2 separate regions of the Mus musculus genome follow, and region 2 is linked to region 1. The links are chromatin contacts, found by Hi-C or POLR2A ChIA-PET in ENCODE. All regions are on one chromosome and are shown on one strand. Each heading gives the region's core, a stretch centred on a gene start or an enhancer-like site at or near the end of the contact. The rest is flanking DNA. Distances are from core to core; before and after follow the strand shown.

Region 1 (6,412 bases), core at 3,153-5,652:
GGACCCAAGTTTGGTTCTCAGTACCCAGGAGAGCTGGTTCATAACTTCCTGTAAGCCCAGCTCCAAGGGATCCAATTCAGGCAGGTGTACATATTTGCAGGGAAATGCATGCATGCACATGTACTTTTGAGTGCACACACAAAAATTAATCCTTAAAAAACTCTAGAAAGGGGGGCTGGAGAGATGGCTCAGAGGTTAAGAGCACTGACTGCTCTTCCAGAGGTCCTGAGTTCAATTCCCAGCAACCATATGGTGGCTCACAACCATCTGTAATGAGATCCGATGCCCTCTTCTGGTGTCTCTGAAGACAGTTACAATGTACTCACCACATATATAAAATAAATAAATAAAATCTTAAAAAAACAAAACAAAAAAAACCCAAAACTCTAGAAAGGAGCTGAAGAGATGGCTCAGTGGTTAAGAGCACCAACTGCTCTTCCGAAGGTCCTGAGTTCAAATCCCAACAACCACATGGTGGCTTACAACCATCCATAACGAGATCTGACTCTCTCTTCTGAAGTATCTGAAGACAGCTACAGTGTACTTCCATATAATAAATAAATAAATCTTAAAAACAAAACAAAACCAAAATAACCCTCTAGAAAACCAAGGGACTTGGGAATTTGTCTTGGTGACAGCACACTTGCATAGCTGTTGAAGGTCACTGGATTCAGGCATTGAATGCATGTGGCACCCAGGTATATACACACACTCATACATATAAAATAAAGGAACATTTTTTATTTTCATTTAATGTGTATAGGTGTTTTGCCTGTCTGTCTTTCTGTATGCCCATAACTGCCAAAAAAGGCATCCCTTGGAACTGGAGTAAGACAGATGTGAACCAGTGTGTGGGTGCTGGGAATAGAACCTGGCTTCTCTGCAAAAGCAGCTGTGCTCTTAACCATGGAGTCACCTTCAGCTTTGTCTGCCCATCCCCTTCAACAGGGTTTCTGTTACCTTTGCTGGCCTAGAACTTGCTATGTAGACCAGGCTGGTCTCAAACTCATGCATCCTCCAGTCTCTGCATCCCTTCCCCAAGACTGGGATTAATGGTGTACACCAGACCGAGCTCAAATGAAGGTTTTGCAAACGTTTTTAAAGGCAGTTTTATGTAGCCCAGTCATGGTGGTCTGAGTGAGAACGGCCTCTGAAGGCTCATCTATTTGCATGATTAGTCATCAGATTTATTGGATGTGGCACTATTTCAGTGGCATTAGGAGGTGTGTGGCCTTGTGAAAGGAAGTATGTCAGTGGGAGTGGGCTTAGAGGTTTCAAAAAGCCCATGCACGCTACAGGCCCAGTAAACACCCCCACCCCCACCCCCACCACCCGCCTATGGATCAGTATGTAGCCCTCAGCTACTTCTCTAGCACCACGCCTGCCTTCCTGCTGCCTGCCTTCCTGCTCCCTGAGATGATGATGGACTAAAACTCTTGAAACTGTAAACAAGTCCCTAGTTATATGCTTTCCTTTATTTATAGGAGTTGCTTTGATCATGGCATCTCTTCATGGCCACAGAACAGTGACTAAGGTACGAGGCTAGCCTTGAATTCTTTAATTAACTAAGGGTGAACGCTGACCCTCCTTCCTCTACCTCCCAAGCACTGTGGGCAGATAAGTGGCTTTCTAACACTCTCTAGGAACTAAAAGTTGAATGTTACCATCCCTTTTGGAATCACCTGATTTTCTGACCTCTACACTTCTGTCCCCAATTCTTCCACCCTTGCCCAGGATGTCCTCTTACACGTGGCAATGGCTCCCCACCACGGCAGGCCCAGGTCGACATGTATATATTCCAAGAGGTTCTGGATGAGACCCACCGGGGTGTAAGAACCAAGCCCCAGTTCTGTGAAGCTCGGTTCGGTAGCACACTGGACTACATCTGCAGCTCCTCCAGAAGCTACCTCTGGTACTGCAGCAGGGATAGAGGTAGCAGGAATAACAGGGGGTGCCTGGACCTGTGAGGAACGAGACCAAGTGCCGTGAGTGGGATGTACAAAGTTGAGGATCCCTTATGCTAACAGTCCTGGGCTCTATTTTCTTGCTTTGACTTCTTGATCTTCAATGATGGCCAATGGTGTCCATACAACCCTGCCTTCAAAGGACAATATTTTTTGCCTCTAGCAGGATAACTTAAGAGAGTGTCTCATGGCTTCCCTTCAGGCAGGGAACTTGCTTCCCACATCACGGTTCCCAGACTTCAGTCATCTGAGTGAGCATCATGGTCATTGCCCTTCCCATATTCCAAATCAACAGTACTTGGAATCCTTTTGTTCTGTGCTAGAAATTGAACTCAGGGCCTCACACACATCTGGCAAGAACACAGACCACTGACTGAGCTGGCCCTCAGCCCAAAATTCTCTTTAATTCAATTTTTTTTCCCAATCTTTCTTTCTTTCTTCCTTCCTTCCTTCTTTTTTTTTTTTTTTAAATGGTAGTGGGTGGGTGGGAAGGTTAGTTTTGGAGGCAGGATCTTGATTGCTCTGTAGTTCAGGTTGGCCTTGTACATGCTAACCAAGAGCTCTGTTACTGACTACATCCCAAGACATGGCTCAGGGGCTAAGAGCTCCAGCAGAGGATCCATTTTCCGTCGTTAGCACCCTTGTAGAGCAGCATACAGCCACTGGTAACTCCAGCCTCAGGCTCTCTAATGGGCACTCATGTACACATGCACACCGTCACACACACACACACACTCATAACACAATATGATAAATCTCTCTGAGAAAAATCCTACACAGGCTTCTAAGAAACAGTATTCAAAGAATCACACAGATCACAAACACACAAACTCACAATCACATTTCACTTTATTGGCTTACCACCACTCCTCTGGTAGTGTCTTGAATATAATACAAAATTTAATTAATTAGTTAAATTTATTTATTTATTTATTTATTTTGGTTTTTCGAGACAGGGTTTCTCTGCATAGCCCTGGCTGTCCTGGAACTCACTTTTTAGACCAGGCTGGCCTCGAACTCAGAAATCTGCCTGCTTCTGCCTCCTAAATGCTGGGATTAAAGGCGTGCGCCACCATGCCAGGCAAATTTAATTTTTTTGTTGTTTTGTTTTTTGTTTTTAGAGACAGGGTTTCTCTGTGTAGCCCTGGCTGTCCTGGAACTCACTTTGTAGACCAGGCTGGCCTCGAACTCAGAAATCCACCTGCCTCTGCCTCTCAAGTGCTGGGACTAAAGGCGTGCGCCACCAACCGCCAGGCTTAATTTTTTTTTATCTTGTGTGTGTGATGTATGTAGGCATGCATGCCACAGCATGTGTGGAAGTCAGAGATGAACTTTGTGTGGCGCCTTCTTCCTTCATTATTTATTTATTTATTTTTTTTCATTTTTGAGACAAGGTCACACTACACAGCTCTATGTTGACCAGGCTGGTTTTGAATTCAGAGATCTATCCATCTCTGCCTCCCAAGTGCTGGGGTTACTAGGATTGTGCCACAACCTGCTCCACCTTTACTTGGGTTCCAGGGTTGGCACTCGGTTTACCAGGGTTGCAATAGCAAGAGCTTTTGTACAGCAGGGTCATTTTGCCTGCCCTACAAATTTCTCAGCACTTTTAGGCATTTCCTCACTGAGTTGCCTGAGATGAGAATCTACTTCTACTCCAAACAGGTTAATATTAGGAGGAACTTAGGAGGAGTGTGAGAACTCTGCTACACATTCACTGTCTCCCGCAAAACAAAACAAACAAAACAACACAGAACCAAAAGAAAGGGGCCAAGAAGTCGTGCTCCTTTCCTCAGCGGGAACCTCTTACCTGGGCTTCTGCAAAGAGGGTGGCAGATGTACTGATGCAGCGAGGAGTGAAGACGGCGAGAAGAGCACAGGGTGGCCGCCCGTTACCCCGGCGGGCTGCGAGGAGCTCGGCGGCCAGCGGTCTCAGGGACACTGCGACGCTATGGTACTGACCATGTGAAAGGAAGGGAAGGCCTTGAGTCCCAGCCGACCCGCCTCTCCCGCAGACAGCCTGCGGTTGCAGCAGTGGGGCGCTGCAACTCTGCTCGCACAGACTACAGGCCCCGAAGCCATGCACTGGAGCGTGCAGGGTGCAGCTCCGGTTAGGGTCTCCCGCATCCTGTTACCGAAGCCCGGGGACGGGGCCCAGAGGTCACGGCTCAGGGTCGCAGGCAGTTTCCAAACAGCTACAGAGAAACCAGGCCACCAACCCCGGGACGTAACCCGGTGGTGCCCTCACGCGACCGGAGGTCATGACTCGCAGGTCGCAGTGACCAGGTCAGCATCTGCTCGTGACCTCAGCTCAGGTGACAAGGACAAGGCAGCATCCCCGCGCTTTGGACGGAACCTTACCGAACGCTGGGGTCGTAGGAGTCGCAGAAGCTGCCAGCGACCGCACACTAAATTCCTCGCCATCTTGCCGGGAAGAGGGAACTTACTCTCGCGCACGCGCACTCAGAACTTTGACGCTGCGGGGGAGGCCATTTTGGAAATGGGCAGGCAGTCAGACCTGACGTCACAGATCAGGTAGTGAGGGAGAATGAAGACAGGCGATGGTATTTGAAGTGGTTTAAAAAAGTCAAGATTCCGCAGAGATTGAAACTAAGAGACAGAGGCAGGCGGATTTCTGAGTTCGAGGCCAGCTTGGTCTACAAAGTGAGTTCCAGGACAACAGCCAGGACTATACAGAGAAACCCTGTCTCGAAAATCAAAAAAAAAAAAAAAAAAAAAAAAAAAAAAGAAAAGAAACTAAGAGACAGGATGCGCTGTTAAGTGGCAGTGTAAACATAGCATATTTCCTGTTTTCCCTTCCATTTCCCAAACTGTAATTGTTCCCTGGGTTAAAATAATTCTTGGATTAAAAATGGCCTTTACTCTTGGAATAGTGCCTCAAATCTATAATCCCAGCATTTGGGAGGCGGAGGCAGGAGGATTGCCTAAAATTCGAGGTGAATCTTGGTTACCTATTGTGTTTAAGGCTAGCCAGGACTGCAGAGAGACCCTGCCTGTCACAAGAAGATAATGAATAAACAAAATCTCAAACTAGAATTAACCCCACAAACAGGCAAACCAGAAAGGCGAAAACAATAGCTTTTACATCTGTGCTTGGCGTGGGTTTTTTCTTACTGCAAGGTAATATTGTAATTACAGATCCAATGAAATTTGAAAGTAGCCTGGAATCTGACAAAGCTATAGGGAAGGCAGTTTCCGGGAAATAACCGAGGAAACTAAAGATGAAAGTTGAACTTGATGTCTTGGATCTGTTGTCTCAAGATTGTTACTATCTATTTGTAGATTTTGTTGTGTATTTTTTGAAACTAAAAGCTTCCCTAAAGCATAAATTGAAATAAGGTGGGTATGGTGCTGCACGCCTGTGATCCCAGCACTGAAGAGGAAGCTGACTCAGGTAAGTGGTGAGTTCAAGGCCAGCCAGGGTTAAAAATGGAGACCTTATCTTAAAAAAAAAAAGTAATGTGAAAAATAAATTACTGCTCAGGAAGGAGGGGGTTGATCACATATACTTCTTCATATGCTACTAGATACTTTGGAGGAATAAAAACTTATTTATTTCATAGATGTCGTGTGTTGTATGAGTGTACATTCTCGGAGGCCAGAAGAGGGATGGAGTTAGAGGTGTTTGTTGCATAAGTGTTGGGATCTGAACTCTGGTATTCACCATGGTGCAGCAAATAGTCTTAACCGCTGAGCCATATCCAACCCCGAAATTTGCGACTTTTATTTTGGAGAGAGAGAGAGAGAGAGAGAGAGAGAGAGAGAGAGAGAGAGAGTGTGTGTGTGTGTGTGTGTGTGTGCGTGCACATATTCTTATGTATGTACATAGCAGCTCACAACCACATACACCTCCAGTTCCAAGAGTTCTGACACCTTTGTCTGTCTCTATGGATACTAGGCAAGTGTGTGGTACAAATACATATAAGCAAGCACAACACTCATATATGCATGCCTAAATGTCTGTCTGTCTATCTATCTATCTATCTATCTATCTATCTATCTATCTATCTATCTATCTATCTATCATCTATTGTCAGATGTGGTGGGAACAGGCCTTTAATATCAGCATTCAAAAGGCAGAGACAGATGTCTTTCTGTGAGTTTGAGACCAGCCTGGTCTACACAGTGAGTTCTAGGACAGCAAGGACTGCATAAAGAAAGTCTGTCTCAACAAACAAGCAAAGCAAAAATCAAACAAAAATCTTGGAAAATTTTATCTTTTTTGTTTAGGCAAAATTAAATATTACTTTAAGGAAGACAATACACGCTAACAATTTCAACAATGTAATAGTCACATTATTTAATATCTGATAAAATTTAATAAGCATGATGTTCAATAAAAAATGAACAGAGCTAAAAAAAAAAAATCAGGGCTGGAGAGATGGTTCAGTTAACCTGAGTGTGATTCCTCACACTCATACAGTGGG
Region 2 (6,187 bases), core at 231-2,730, 84 kb before region 1:
ACAAAGACTGGAGATAAGTTGTTTAGGGGGACCTGGCCTCAGCAAGCATGCAGAGTAAGCTGCCCCCCCTGGGGATGTGATGACAGCCCTGGCTTAAGGAGTCTAACAGTCCTGCTGTGGAGCACCAGGACTAATGGCAAGGGAGCATCGAGGGGGCTGAGGAAAGCAGGCTCCGAAGGAACTAAGCCACTGGCACCACACCAGCATGGAAAGTATGTGTATGAGCTCATTGGGAAGCTGGGTCCTGTCCAGTCAGGCCTGCCTGCCTTCCAGACCCTGGCTGTTTAGCCCCAGCGCAGTCTGCCACTGGGTCTCTCCCAGACTGAGGGGAAAAGGCACTAAGGGGTAGGAGTAAGTATAGAAAACTGGTTTCCTAAAGGAGAAATAGACTAAGGTTTGAGGTGAGTACAGATCTGGTACAGGAACTGTAGGACAATTGTCTGAGCTAAGGCTGGAGTTTTCTGGGGACTTAATGGGAATAGTAGCCATTCCTCTGAAAGCTTTGATGCCTCCTATTCTTAAAGATTTGTTTATTTTATGTATATGAGTACACTGTAGCTGTCAGACACACCAGAAGAAGGCATCAGATCCCATTACAGATGGTTGTGAGCCACCATGTGGTTACTGGGAATTGAACTCAGGACCTCTGGAAGAACAGTCAGTGCTCTTAACCGCTGAGCCATCTCTCCAGCCCCTGGTGCCTCCTATTCTTATCAAGGTGTTCACCAACACCCCCTACTATTGTATGTAAGCACCTTTAGCCCCTCTGGTTTCTGAGTCCATGTGGCCTTTACCTTCCTTCCTTCTGAACACTTGCTTCTACCTCTGAGAAGCAAAGGGTGCAAACTGGCTGTCCTTTCTGAGGAACCTCTCCCATGCCCCATCCTCCCTACCCTGGTTGCCTTCATTGATCTGCTGCATGGTCCAACAAGCAAACACAGATATCCTGTCAGTTCCCCAAAGCATACTGGCTGCATGGAGCTACACTGGAAGAGATGCCCAAGGAACCTTGTCAGAATCTGCTTCCATAGAGCAACCACCCAAGTTTCTTTGGGGGGTCTTAGTTTTGCTTTGCTGTGCTGAGGATCACATTTAGTCCTGCTCATGTTAGGCAAATGTTCTCCCACAGAGCCACGTCCTTAGTCCCGATATGGGGCTAATTTGAACTAAGGAACTGGTTCCAACTGAGACCTTGCTCTGTATACTGAAGGCCTACAGCAAGGATACAGAGGTAGCTGGGAAGTCTGTTTAATGGGTAAAGGCATTGAGAATGGGCAGGGAAGGACCACCACGGCTAACCAAATTGTAATGTGTGGAGATGTCTCTCTGACATCTTCTCTTGCAGAGAGTGCAGTTCCTCTTAGGCTGTCCCTTCCCTGGCCTGCCTGGCTGGTAGCCCAAGAGGCTTTGGACCTGCTGCTATCAGGACCCCTGGAAAGGGAGAGTGCAGTAAAGAGAGGCCCCTCCCCCCACGGGGTGCGTTGGTGGGCAAACTGCTGCTCCTTCTTGGCCTTCTTTCCCACTCCAGTATCTTCTTAGCCCAGTGTCCTTGGGGCAGCCCAAACCTCCTCACATATTCCAACTGGCTCCTTCTGGCTGCCCCAACTCACAAGTACTGCTTTCGAATAAAGGAACTTGGAACCATAGAAACTGGGTCAGGCCCAGCAGACAAATCGGCCAGGCCAGGCCAGGCCAGTGAAAACAGTTGGTAGGTCCTTGGGAGCCAGAGGGCCCTCTGCCTCCTGTCATCCTATCCTGACACGGTGGCTCACTCAAGTGGGACCTTATGACCACGAAGGCACCCTCCAAGGTCCCGGGGTGGGGTGGGCAGGCTCAAGTACATCATCAGCACCAGACATGCGGCCTCCACCCCACAGTCCGGTCTGCGCAGAATCCATCCTCCAGCTCATCTCCCTTTGTCTCCAGTTCTGCATTCCCATTTCTCTCGTTGGCTTCAGAGAGCATCTTGTGATTCCAGAATCCCAGCCAAACAATTTCCTCGTGATGGGGAAACCGCACTCCTTTCCCGGGCTCCCCCTCCTCTTCCCTCCTGGGCTCTTCCACTGGCTCCAGCTGTGCTTTGCAGAATTCCCTCTGGATAACATCTGTAATTACCTCCAGATGTGGACCACAAAAACACAAAGGGGCCATTAGCTCATCTTTTACTTTTTTTTTTTTTGGTCACATGAACGGGCTTGATTCCCCCTAGATGCCCCTGACTTCCCCAGGGCCACCTCAGCTCCAAATCTTTTTGGTGAAGGTGGCGGTCGGTGGAGGCTGTTCCTAACTTCACTGAGACACACGGGGCCCTGGCAAACAGCTGTTGGCAGCAGAGGCACAGGTGATCAGGCACAGGGTCAGGGTTGTTGGCTGGCAGGAAGGTAGGGTACCCCATCTGCCAAAGTAACCATACCAAGGACCCTGCAGAGCAGCTGGATGGAAGAGGGCATGGGTGGAGCCAGGCTCTGGAAGGCAGGCTGTGGAGGACCTGGGCGGGAGCCCAGGGAAGACTGGGCTGAGGCAGGAAGGGAAGGCGGGAGAAGGGGGCTGCTCTCCTTCAGCTGAGCTGACTCAGCAGCTGGGCTGACCCCTCCCTTCAGGCTGGTTTTGGAGGAAGGGAGGGTCAACAGCCTAGGAACCCTGTCTAGGGCAGCAGTTTCTATGGAAAATGGAAACAAAGCCTTGTTATTTAACCCTTCCAACCTGAGGGTCCTGGATCTTCTGGGACAATGGAAGAACTCTGTTGTGCCAGGGAGAGGACACTCCTTGGAGCGCAGACCATGAAGAAAACTTTTTCTTTTTCGTCTCTAGACTCCTGATCCAACAGCAGGGTCTCAGGACTATAAGAACCACCACCTCTCTGCCCCCTACCGCACCCCTTACTGTGTAGCCCCAGCTAGTTTAGATCTTATTCATGTAGACCAGGCTAGCCTTGACCTCCTGCCTCCATAGAGTAAAGATGCCACCATGCCCAGCTTTAGCAGGACCTCCCTAGGAAGGGTCTCCTTAGGTCCTGGGGCCTGTCATTGAACTTCAGACTAATGTGACCATGGGAATACCCTTGCTGAAGGGACAGATTTATGCGGAAACTCAAATGTGGCGAGATCACACGGCAGAATAATGCAATTTAGGAAGATTTTCCAAATGGCCTCAGCTTGACCACTTCCTCTTATTCTGGCAGCCTTGATTCTCAAAGGTAGCCTTTTAAGGCTTTTGGGGGGAGAAATATGGGTTCTTCCAGTCACTCCTCTAACCTCCAGTGGGGTATGACTTGTTCCCCAACTGCAACTCTTAAGTTCTATCAATCTAAGAATAAATATTTATGACAAATACTAAAACCTGCATCATGGGAAATGCTGTTCTTAGTGTCTGCCCTCCCTAGCCCTGCTTGGCCACATCGCATCGTATCCACCCCTACACCCAGCTCGAGTCACACAAAGAATGTGAAACACAGTTTATTCTTCTTGGAAAGGTTGAACAAGGTCAAAAAATGTCCTTAGAGAGCACTGACCCAGCCCCGCCCTGCAGGTTTCTGGGGTCAGTCGCCTCAGCCCCCCTCCACCCCCCACCCCTCCCCATGCCCCTTGTTAACAAAAAGGAACGATTTGAATGGCATTCATATATAATAATTATAATAAAAATATACATTAAACAAAACAAAAAAAAAACCCAAACAAGACAGAAATTTAGCTGGGCTTCCAGCACCGTTCACCCCTATCCCCAACCCCCACCCAGACATTTCTCTCCTCTCCTCGCCTCTCCCTCCACAGGGTCTCACTCTCCCAAGTCCCCAGTACCATGACCGCCTTCAGTGGCTGAAGGAGACTTCAAATGGGTCAACTGGGCGGGGAAGAGGAAGGGCAGGACATAGGTAAAATGGGCTGAGGGGTGCCTGCATCAGGAAAGGGAGGCCACCCTAACCAACAGCACCCAGACACCTGCCTCACTAGGGCAGTGAGGAAGTCTAAGCAAGCCCAGGCTGCTGACAGCCTTCTCTGGTCTCCATTGAGTCCCTGTATGCATGTTCTTCTCACTCCTGTATCAATTCCTACCCTTGCCTTCTACACTGTGAGCAAGGGGACAGAAAGTGGCCAGTGTGGCTTCCCTTAAGGCCCTTTCTGAGACATCCAATAAGATGTGCCCACTCCTGGGGACTAGTGTCCCGTGTGTGCACTGCAGTCTGTGCAGACTCCCAGGCATACACTGCCACCACTACCCTTCGTGTCCTGCCCTCTCTGACTGCTCTCTTTGGGTCCCAGCCCCAGTGACTTGCATTTGAACAAGGTCTTTGTCTGCTTTGAGCTGTGAGGCTCATCCTTCAGGTCCTGCTGTCTCCCCTTGACCTCACTCCACCCGGGACCTTTCCCCCTGGTTTCAGCTCTTCCAGCCTTGAACTTGACATTCAAGGCTAACATTCAGGGGTCAGGGGTCGGGTTTGCCAAGGGTTTCCTCAAACCCATTTAGTCCTTAATGGCTCAGGCTCCTTTGGAAGTTCTCCAGACTGGGTTGGATAGAGGCAGATCTTTGTGGAGAGGAACTTGGCTGTCCAAGCCACCAGACTCTCTGTGAGCTTTTCTTTCTTTCTTTCTTTCTTTCTTTCTTTCTTTCTTTCTTTCTTTCTTTCTTTCTTTCTTTCTTTCTTTCTTTCTTTCTTTCTTTCTTTCTTTCTTTCTTTCTCTTTCTTATCAAAGTCTTTAGGGTAAACTGAACAATCTTTCCACCTCCAAACGTACACTCTTAAGATTCCTTTTAGTCAGAGTGGCGGGAGGCAGCCAACTAGGTACACTTGGTACATATAGGGCTCATATGCCCAGAGCCTCCTGAGGTCAGAGTTCAGAGATTTAAGGTATGTAGTTAGGGGGATGGAAAAGAAGCAGATGGCCCCATTTGGCCGTTGCCTATAAGGTCAGAGGGTCTTGCCTTCAAGTGCAGAGCCTTGACAACATTCAACTAGGGCTGAACACACACCGAGCTGTGAGATTCCCTTGAGGGCCAGAGGCCAACCGTCTTCTGCTCAGCCCTCAAGGGACCCACTTATGGATGAAGCAATGCTGGGGTGAGGGTGGGAGAGGCCAATTAGGGACTGAGAAGGGAGGCTGGAGGGAGGGAGCCCAGGACGGGTGAGAGCAGCCCACCTGCTACCACCTGTAGCCACTGGCCTTCAGAGGCAAAGTCCTTGTGGTAGAAGCGGGTGGGCCAGTGGTGGGGGTCAGACCTTGTCCAGCAGCGAACGCTGGCAGTAAAGCAGTCGCTTGGGCGTCCCATGGCGTCTGAAGAAGAAGACAGCGAGGCCCACTGCCAGTACCAGGAGCAGCAGTAGTACCGGCAGGACCACGGCGGCCGCACTCACAGCTCCACTGCCCTCCTCATCCACCTCAATGATGATCACCTCCGTCTCCTCCTCAGTCCCCTCATCGGGCCGGCCCCCCGAAGGGCAGCCCATCCAGTCCCGCAGAGCTGACTTGGGATACCCTGGCTCTACCTTCAGCTTCTGGTTGTTGAACTTCCAGTATTTGTTTCCCTTGTAGAAGTATGTGAAGACTGAAGGGCCCCAAGAAGACGGATGAAGAGGACAAGAACCAAGACGGGGTGAAGAGGTCGGGGGACAGAGTCCATAAAGGCCCCCGAAGAGAGAAGAAAGCACAGTTAGTGTGAGGCCAGCTAAGCTTACCACTCAGCCCAGTACCAGCTTGGCAGAGTGGAAAGACTGAGGGTACTACACATGAAAACACTTGGCTCTTTCCTGGCAAGCCCCCAGCCCCCACTGCTACACCATCAATGCTTTCCACAAGACCTGCCTTTCTGCTTTTCCTTGGCTCCCCAAGCTTGCCCTTCTCTATAGTTTCCTTTGCTTCACTCACCTTCATCACTGCCCATGAATGACCCCCTGGGAGATTCAGGGATTCCTTCCCAGACTTTGATGTTTTTAGGGTACTCGCTGTCCACTGCCCTGAATTCTTCATTGAACCGGTAGTACCTGGGGGAGGGGAAGGAAAGGGGAGTGGTTGGATACTGGGCGTGCCCCCAGAGGTGAGCAGACCCAGGACAAAGGGTAGCTAGGGTCATGGTTGGGGACAGGGATTTTGAGTAATGAGGGCCTGCAGTGGAAAGAGGCGGAAGGAGGAGGTGGAAGGGAAGGTCCAGGCTGTAAGGAGCCACTAGCAGCCCCTTAATGATAGTGCTTGGT

The links. Hi-C counts contacts between places; a loop is a spot of excess contacts on that map. ChIA-PET counts read pairs that join two places held with the same protein, here RNA polymerase II (POLR2A).
Region 2: a loop to region 1 is called in a map of heart, with 2.2 times the contacts of the local background. The contact joins the enhancer-like site here to the promoter of Oxa1l in region 1. A Hi-C loop is called at or near these places in 6 of 37 maps with a recorded cell type or tissue (T-helper 17 cell and heart). POLR2A ChIA-PET finds 5 or more read pairs at or near these places in 2 of 5 experiments (Patski and embryonic stem cell).

Annotation. Positions count from the first base shown.
Region 1 is chr14:54,358,831-54,365,242 of GRCm38, reverse strand. It overlaps Oxa1l (oxidase assembly 1-like), which reads right to left and starts at 4,402. Exons shown (of 10, transcript NM_026936.3): 1 at 4,326-4,402; 2 at 3,775-3,921; 3 at 1,748-1,961. The coding sequence starts at 4,388.
Region 2 is chr14:54,439,695-54,445,881 of GRCm38, reverse strand. Mmp14 (matrix metallopeptidase 14 (membrane-inserted)) reads right to left here. Exons shown (of 10, transcript NM_008608.4): 9 at 5,862-5,977; 10 at 3,426-5,541. The coding sequence ends at 5,210. Among named protein-coding and RNA genes, the nearest start is that of Gm24424, 7.3 kb to the left of the region's middle. Within about 2 kb of position 1,480, at least 2 of the 3 ENCODE cell types and tissues checked have a DNase peak (open chromatin) inside an H3K27ac peak, as active enhancers do; they include heart, where a contact is called at or near this core.